Regions from separate parts of the Homo sapiens genome. Here region 2 is linked to region 1. Evidence: chromatin contacts called from ENCODE Hi-C or POLR2A ChIA-PET data. All regions are on one chromosome and are shown on one strand. The core of a region is the stretch at or near the end of the contact, and the rest is flanking DNA. Distances in the headings are between cores, read along the strand shown.

Evidence for each region. A loop is a pair of places that touch in the nucleus more often than their neighbours do. ChIA-PET counts read pairs that join two places held with the same protein, here RNA polymerase II (POLR2A). Pooled maps may share reads with other maps.
Region 2: a loop to region 1 is called in a map of endothelial cell of umbilical vein, with 6 times the contacts of the local background. The contact joins two enhancer-like sites. A Hi-C loop is called at or near these places in 1 of 168 maps with a recorded cell type or tissue (endothelial cell of umbilical vein) and 1 of 50 pooled maps. POLR2A ChIA-PET finds 5 or more read pairs at or near these places in 4 of 52 experiments (H1, Panc1, T-cell and 1 more).

What each region holds. Positions count from the first base shown.
Region 1 is chr4:55,076,817-55,081,504 of GRCh38, forward strand. It overlaps KDR (kinase insert domain receptor), which reads right to left. Exons shown (of 30, transcript NM_002253.4): 30 at 1,665-3,347. The coding sequence ends at 3,125. Among named protein-coding and RNA genes, the nearest start is that of KDR, 46 kb to the right of the region's middle. Within about 2 kb of position 3,056, at least 6 of the 41 ENCODE cell types and tissues checked have a DNase peak (open chromatin) inside an H3K27ac peak, as active enhancers do; they include endothelial cell of umbilical vein, where a contact is called at or near this core.
Region 2 is chr4:55,171,276-55,175,837 of GRCh38, forward strand. No RefSeq gene overlaps it. Among named protein-coding and RNA genes, the nearest start is that of KDR, 48 kb to the left of the region's middle. RefSeq lists an enhancer at 4,220-4,562. Within about 2 kb of position 1,565, at least 4 of the 41 ENCODE cell types and tissues checked have a DNase peak (open chromatin) inside an H3K27ac peak, as active enhancers do; they include endothelial cell of umbilical vein, where a contact is called at or near this core.

The DNA of each region.
Region 1 (4,688 bases), core at 1,806-4,305:
CACAGTTTACCAGTGTCTTTCAGGAGACCCTAATGTTCTCATCCCCAATCTGGAAGTGCCATCCCCAAGAACACACAACAGCAACAGCCCCACCCTTCATCACAAAGCTGTGCAGAACGTCTCAGTGACGTGCTAGTTTTGAACAATGATACAATAGGGTTGTTGCCAACCACAGGGAAAACAGGGATATTTAATAAACAGTGCTGCCATGATTGATAATCTGCTTGAAAAAAAGAATAAAGTTAGACTCCTATTTCACTTTGCTCCATATATGCAAATAATCCCAAATGGATTTAAATGCAATAAAAGAAGAAAATTTAGAATTGGGGGTTTAGAATTGGAAAGACCTTCTCTAATAAAATTTTTTAAAACCTAGGAGCCATTTTTTAAAAATAGGGAGAGGCATATTTGACTAGATAAACATTTCAAAATCTTGTATTAAAAAATCACAAAAAATAAGGTCACTTATTTGGGCCAATAATTTATTAAATAACTCCACCTACTGAATTTGGGTGATGGTAATCATTCAAAATGGCAATAATGGATCTTATGTTCTGACTCTGTAAGTATAGAGTAGAATATTATTAGAGACTGTAAATCTGGTCCATGCCTCCCTGCACTGCCATGGGTCTGATCACTTGTCTCAGGGTCTTTCACCCCCTGAGTTTCATGATTGGCTATTCTAACAGATATGGAGTTCACTGGAGGGCCAAGGAATCACATATCTCTGTTTTAACATCTCTAAAGTGCTTAGAATATAATATGAAAAAGTGTTGGGGGGTGTGTGTGGAGGGATGTGTGTGGGAGTGTGGATGTGTGGGGGTGGTGTGTGGTGGGTGTGTAGGACGTGTATGGGGGAATGTGAGGGGGGTTGTGACTGTGGGGGGTGGGTTGTGTGTGGGTGTGTGTGGGGTGTGGGTGAGTGCGGGGGTGTTGGATGTGTGGGTGTGTGGATGGGTGTGTGGGGGGTGGGTGTGTGTGGGGGTGTGCATGTGGGGGGGTGTGTGTATGTGGGTGGGTGTGGGTGTGTGGGTGGATCTGTGTGTGGGTATGTGTGTGCTGGTGGGTGTGTAGGTGTGTGGGGGTGGGTGTGACTGTGAGGGGGTGTGAGTGTGAGTATGGGGGGTTGGATGTGTGGGTGTGGGGGGGCTGGGAGGAGGTGTGGGTGTTGGGGGGTGTATGCGTGGCGTGTGTGTGTGTGTGTGTGTGTGTGTGTGTGTGTGTGTGAATTCTTTGTAATGAAGAAGAAGAGGGAAGAAGCAGTTAAACTTTAAACCAGACATACTTATCCTCAAAATAGTTGTGGTGATATTATACCCTCATACTTTGTACTACAAATACATTTATTGGTTTGTAAAATATATAATCAGTTTATGAAAATATCCCTTATAAGAAGAGTAAGAAAACCAGTAAAAATGTAAAACAACCACATGGAAATTATGTCTGATTCCTTCTTCTCCATTTTATTTTATTTTTACCTTTTTTCTTTGAGATGGAATCTGACCATGTTGGCCAGACTGGTCTTGAACTCCTGGGCTCAAGCGATCCTCCCACCTTGGCCCCCCAAAGTGCTGGGTTTTTAGGTGTCGGCCACTGTGCCCAGCCACCCCCTCTTCCATTTTAGAAATGATGGGTACAGTAATGCAACCTTGCAAAGGGATTCCTTCAAGTTTTTCAATGTTCTTTAATAAAATGACATCAATTGCTGAAAGCATTATGACCTTTGTTATGCTACATAATACTGATACAAAATGTGAATAGTACAAAGTTCATTATATATAAGGCTTTAATATATTACATTTGTTTCTACATAAACAGACTATAAATATATGTGCCATAGCATGTCTTATAGTCATTGTTCCCAGCATTTCACACTATGGTACCAAACAAAAAACACATTTTCTTTTTTGAAAAAAAGGACAGAACAAGGGCAAAAATCAGTAGAAATAGCTCTATATGTTAAAAGTCTAAATAATACAATAGATGTTATAATTTGGGCTATAAAATAATTTTGAAGTCTGGCTAATAATCATTCAGAGAGTGAACAAACCCAATCAGGTTTACTGGAGTAGAGGCCAAATAACTAAAATACTGATGGGTTGCGGGGTGAGAGTGGGTTGGGGACAGGGGGAAGAACAAAAGGGTAAAATCCTTCCTGAAACTTTGACACCACACACAGCTTCACATTGAACCTCCCGCATTCAGTCTCAGACATATCACATCAGGACAGATATGAGGGTATTCATTCCAGAAGAAACCAGAAGCTGGTTTGTGCAGTCAGAACTCTTCAACACGGCAGGGAGCCTTGAGCTGAATGTCCTTTCTTTGTGGTATTCTGAATAAAGGATCAGCCTGGGAGACAAGGAGCCAGAGCTGCATCATTTCCTTCCTGGGGCTTGGCCAGGAGACACGTAACGGTCTGGAAGGAACTCTCATTAGGAGTCAGAAACAGCACAACGAACTCTACTTTAGCCCAACTCGAAGAACACGCAACCTTCTAAAACCAGAAACCCCGTCTGAACCCTTTACATTTCAGAACAGACCCCATGCCCACCTCCACCAGAGCAAACACAATGCATTTGCAGGCTCCAGTACTCTCCAAAGCAAGGTAACGTTAGTCTTCCTTTCTATCAATCCGAATTCCACACTTAAGGCTTGGCTTGGGACCCACGTCCTAAACAAAGCCTCTTGGATAGACTCAGCCCTGCAAATCCTTCCCATCTTCAACACCTCGAACACTTACATTGCCTGGTTTATCTTCTAGTTTTACAGAAGTGTCAGCTCCCCAGGTACTGCTACTTCTTTGAGGATGGGGCCATTTCTTGAACGTCTTTGTTCTAAACCCATGGTGAGACCCGCAGCAGGGGGCATGATAAATGCTTTTTAAATGAATGAAAAAGAGGATCAGGTCAACACTGGGAGAAGACACAGACACATTCTTGGGTCACAAGCCTCTTCCAGGATATGCCTAGAAGACTGGCTCCCTGCAGTCCGAGGTCCTTTTTCTGTTGTCGAAATGAAAATCAAATGCGGCTACTTCCTGCTGGTGGAAAGAACAACACTTGAAAATCTGAGCAGCACCTCTCATGTGATGTCCAGGAGTTGGGGGTGTGGATGCTTCCTTTTAAACAGGAGGAGAGCTCAGTGTGGTCCCCGAGTCAGGCTGGAGAATCTGGGCTGTGCTACCGGTTTGCACTCCAATCTCTATCAGCTTTAAAAGTTCTGCTTCCTCACTGGAGTACACGGTGGTGTCTGTGTCATCGGAGTGATATCCGGACTGGTAGCCGCTTGTCTGGTTTGAGCCTTCAGATGCCACAGACTCCCTGCTTTTGCTGGGCACCATTCCACTGCAGAAGAAATGGCAAACAAAGGAGTTGGCAGAGAGAAGACAATTCTTTTGCTTTTTACCCTCACCCCATTCCCAACTCCATATGGCTGCCATCTCCCTGGAGACCGCAGCCCCGTATCTCTCCCAGTTGTTAATCAGCATAGCAGGTTTACAGGGACAAGGTCTATTTTCAGGTACTCGCATGAATTAGTAGTTGCAGATAAGTCCTCTTACTCAGGTCCAAGTCTTTCAAGCCTCAAATGAGATGAAAGGCAGTTCTCTCGAGTTATGCAAAGGCCCCAACTGATGGAACATGTTTATGGCCTCGCAGATTGACAAATTTGTATACAGTGACAGGCGCCAAAGGGCCACTTGCATGATATTCAAGGAAATTGGGATGTTCTTAAATTTCACTTGTGCTTTTCCTATTGTGGCAATTTGGGAATTACGGGGCATGTGTATGGTTGTAATAAAGCTCTTGAGCAACTTTAAACTTTAATAACTTGAAGCATGTGTGCAGTCAAGCCAGACATATCAAACGCTGCTTTTTACTCATCAAAACCACATTCCTTGGAAGGACTGAGAACCCCTGTCACTCAGCAGCAACTAGAAAATGTTTTCAATGGCATGGAATCCTGACAGACGGTAATCATGTCAAAGCCTAGAAATGCAGGCTGTGTTGATCTAAAACTTCAGGATTTACACTTTCACAAGCCATTCTAAGGTGTTTTTTCCCGGTAATAGGTGTTTTCCCCAACTTCTTCATGTTAAAACTGCAAAAGGGAATTTTAGTAACTCGTGTTTATACATAGTTTAAAAGTTACTTCAAATAATGAGAAATACAATTTTTTCTTTCAATTCAACCCCAACAAAACTAATGTAGGTGTCTCAAGCAATGGCATGGTGCTCTGCACATGATACTTGCCGAATAAACATTTTTTGAATCAATGAATGAAACATATCATTGACTTTCACAATTTCTTACCTTGGGCCTTAAAGAAAACAATAAAATAGCACAATGGCACCTTTTAATATGTTGGGGTTTTTTTTGTTTGTTTTCTTTTTGGTATGAGCATTATTCAAAAACCCATGAGTATTCCCATTTTATATAAAAGATTATAAGCAGATCAAAACCTCCTCTATTCTTACCTTTAGGTAAGAATACTCTAGCAAATAAACTCCAGCAAATACATAACTACACTTATTCTATTATTCTTATAAATATAGATTTTCATTGATTTGTTATGTTAAGAGAACGTACACGTATTCAAGACACCTACAAATTCCTACTGAGCCATAGAAGGGAGATTATATTTAAAACTAATTTTAATACTTTTCTCACAATGAAATACTTCGAATT
Region 2 (4,562 bases), core at 315-2,814, 93 kb after region 1:
TGTATCGATTGAGCTCAGGAATTTAAGACCAGCATGGGAAACATGGTGAAACCCTGTCTCTATAAAAAATACAAAAGAATTAGCCGGACATGGTGGCACCCAGCCTGTGGTCCCAGCTATTCGGGAGGCTGAAGTGGGAGGATCACTTGAGCCCAGGAGGTGAAGGTTGCAGTGAGCAGAGATCACGCCACTATACTCCAGCATGGGTGATGGAGTGAGACCCTGTCTCAAGAAAAAAAAAAAACAGCAAATTTCATCCCATTTGAATAAAGTAGATGTAAATATAATTGCACAGCTAAGGAAAGAAATGGGGGTCGGGCACGGTGGCTCACGCCTATAATCCCAGCACTTTGGGAGGCCAAGGCGGGTGGATCACAAGGTCAGGAGTTCGAGACCAGCCTGACCAACATGGTGAAACCCCATCTCTACTAGAAATACAAAAATTAGACAGGCGTGAAGGTGCGCACCTGTAATCCCAGATACTCAGGAGGCTGAGGCAGGAGAATCGCTTGAACCCGGGAGGCGGAGGTTGCAGTGAGCCGAGATCATGCCATTGCCTTCCAGGCTGGGTGACAAAGCGAGACTCCATCTCAAAAAAAAAAAAAAAAAAAAAAAGAAATGAGAATAATACACACCTTTTTTTTTTTTAATAGCAGTTACCTCTGCAGCGTGGCATGAGAGGGACCAACAGAGGCACTCTTCTCATATTTGTCTAAGTGGCTAGAGTTATGAATCTTTTTCTTCTCATCTTTAAGTGATTTTCAAATAAATTAAAACATTAATTTTACTTGAATCTGACACTGTATTGGAAAGGGACTTCCTTCTTTCCTAGGGCCCCCTACAAAACAGATGTTGAGGCTCCAAGTCCCCTGAAGAGTCTGGAGAGACATTACTGGTGCTGCAGAAGGACTTTTCAACATTCCACAAAGCCTAGGAGAAATGATGGGTTTGCTGGTAATAAGGCTGCTTAGAAGAGCTAAGACAACTTGTGTTCCACTTGTAGCTAGAATTACATCAATTCAGTGTGGTAACCTTGAGTACCTCAGGCTGATAAGACATTCAGAAGAGTAGTTTTATTTTTCTACAAATTATGATTAATAATTTTTAAAGAAAGAAAACAACTCTTGGCTTAATAATTGTGCTTTGGCGTACAAAGCCTTTCAAAACACAAACACAGCATTCAGTGGATTAATAAAACGGGGACCAACAGGTCAACAAGTGGTCACTGTCTGGTGGTAGTGCTGCCATTTTTAAGCTTTCAAAAACCCCTAGGATGTTCCCTTTATCAAAGGAAATGAAGGCAACTCCTCTTGGCTGTTCCTGCCTGATACTACAAACTTTTTAAAGGCTTCAAGTCAGGTAGCAGTTTTTGCCAATTAATGACTTGATAATCTCCAGGTCTAATGTAACCTTGCCATGATCTCTCTTTTATTTTCACCAGATAGAGAGTAATAAATAATACATGTAACCTAACCTATTGGCTTTGTCCACTCTCATAAGTAATCCTGGCTCCTTCTCCCTGCTGCGGCCCCTGGTCTTGGCCCCTGCCTATTCAGCCCAGCATGTCTGAACATTTAGTCATCTCTTCAGAGCCACACTTCCAGGAAAAGGCTATTGTTCCTGCATTTCCTGATCGCTTACTTCCTGTCATTTTTTTCAAAAGAGAATCAAAACTGTTCTAAAATCACACAAAGGTTCTTCTCTACTTCACAGTTGTAGTTTATTATATTGTCATCATTTACTTGATTTGGGGGCCATTTAAATACACCATGACCTGCCTGACCTGATCAGCAGTGTCCCTGAGTCACAGGTAGTTTCTACATGAGCCCCAGTATGAACACTGCCTTGTTTTCAATCACACGTGCATGCAGCTTAAACTTGTTTTTCTCCAAGACCTCAAAGAAATTTCTAATAGTACCCACATTATTGACTTTACACCAATGACCCATCTGATGAAGAAAAAGATCAGGGACAGAGAGGGCGAGCATCTTCCTAAGCTGGGGAGGAAGTGGCAGGCAATGAAGACATGGAAATGTCTCCTCTCTGCTCCAGCCCTTCCTCAACTCACACAAAGAAAAGAACTGATCAAAATGAGTTTTGCTGCCCAGAAGAGACTGAGTCGCTAGAAGGGAGAAAATGACAGGGAGGGAGCTCAGGAAATAAAAAACCTGGGTTTTGACTGGCACACACATGTACAATACACATACAGGTGTGTATATACATGCACACACATACATACACATGCACATACATACATACATACACACCACACACACATACATATTTAAGAGCTTCCTTTGTGCCAGGCACTGTGCTAAGTATTTATATACAATATCCTGATTAATTTTGACACCTTCCCATGGGGTAGGTACCTTTATTCTCCACATATTACATGTCAATATTACATATGAATGAACTCATCCAAGTTCACACAGCTAGTACAACAGCTGAGCCACAGTTAACTCATGCTTTATCTAACAGCAAAGTTGTATAACTCACCCCTCTATTTGCTAGCTGTGTGATTTCTGATGAGTCACTTAACTGTTCTGAAGTTCAGTGTCCTCATCTATAAAACGGCAGTAACAAAGCCTACAAAATCTGCTTCCATATTGTGTTGAGAATTAAATGAATTTATGTGTATATTTACCACACACAAAGATATATTTCTCTTCTTTACCTCAGTTTTGGTTGGCTTTTGGTAAAATGCTTATTATGACTGGGTTATTGTAAAAATTAAAAGAGGAAACATGAAAACACTTTGGAAACCATAATTAATCATTGTTATTCTCAGATATGGTTTTTCTTTTTTGTGTGTGTGGTTATTTTGTGTGTGTGTGTGTGTGTGTGTGTGTGTGTGTGTGTGTGTGTGTGTGATGGAGTCTTACTCTGTTGCCCACACTGGGGTGCAGTGGCGCAATCTCAGCTCACTGCAACCTCCCCTCCTGGGTTCAAGTGATTCTCCTGCCTTAGCCTCCCAAGTAGCTGTGATTACAGGCACCTGCCACCCGCCCATCTAATTTTTGTATTTTTAGTAGAGACAGGGTTTCACCATGTTGGCCAGACTGGACTCAATCTCTCGACCTCAAGTGATCCACCCACCTCAGCCTCCCAAAGTGCTGGAATTACAGGCGTGAGCCACCACACCCAGCCTCAGATATGTGTTAAACAAAGATATATGACCAGGTAGTCTAGATTAACTATATATCATAATTTACCAGTTGTCAGATGGGCAAAGATAAAAATGTTTGAGAATATACTGTGTTAGAAAATGGAAGGGAAATGAGAACACTCATACATTGCTTATGGGTGTGTAAATTGTCACATCCTCTAAGGAGAGAAACTGGATTACATTTCTCAAGGTTAACCATGTAAATAATTTTTTTTTTAAATGGAATCTCGCTCTGTGGCCAGGCTGGAGTGCAGTGGTGCAATATCGGCTCACTGCAACCTCCAATTCCCTGGTCCAAGCGATTCTCCTACCTCAGCCTCCTGAGTAGCTGGGATTACAGGCACGAGCCACCACGGCCAGCTGATTTTTGCATTTTTAGTAGAGCCGGGGTTTCACCATGTTGGCCAGGATGGTCTCCAGCTCCTGACCTCATGATCCACCCACCTTGGCCTCCCAAAGTGCTGGGATTATAGGCATAAGCCCCCACACCCAGCCATAAATATTCTTTGACCCAGTTTTTCCAACTCCTTAAGTGTGAAAAAGACAAGTTTATTTATTATAGTATCGTGTAAAAATTTGGACGGAAAAGTTGGAAACAATCTGAAGGTCCAGCAACAAGAGCTGCTTCTATAAATGAAGTTTTTTACAACAAAATACCATAAATCACTACTTTTAAAAATCTCTTTATGTAGTGATGTAACACAATTGCCAAGACACATTGCTAAGTGGAAAAAAGGGTGCAGAACAGCGTTTCTATTATGCTATGGCACATGCCTGCGTTGCTCACGCACACACACACTCCCCTGTGTATGTGTATTCTTATTTATGTATAGACCAGGACTGTGTGATAGAAATATAATGCAAGCAACAAATGTAAGCCACATGTGTAATTTTAAATGCCCTAGTAGCACAAAGAAATTAAACAGATAAAATGCATTTAATGATATCCAAACTATTATCAACATGTCAACATGCAATCAATATAAGAATTATTTATGAGATGTTTTACATTCTTTCTTTCATAAGACTTTAATACGGTATGCGTTTTACACTTGTAGCACATCTCAATTCAGATTAGCCACATTTCAAGTGTTGTATGGCTACACACAAGTCAGCACACATGGCCACAGCTACCTTATTGGACGTTAAAGGCATAGTCGTCTCCACAAGAAAATGGTAACAGCAGTCACCTCTGGAGAGAAGAACCTCTCTGGATACCTGGGTAAGAGGAAGAACTGCTCTTCATTCTATGCCTTTTTGAGCTTTTCAAATTTCATGCCTTGTGCATTGCCTTTTCTGAATAAAATGAGTAAAACAGTTTTACAGCAATTCTTTACAGTAACTTCTTATTCACTCTGCCATACAAATAGGGACGGATGATTCATACAATGTG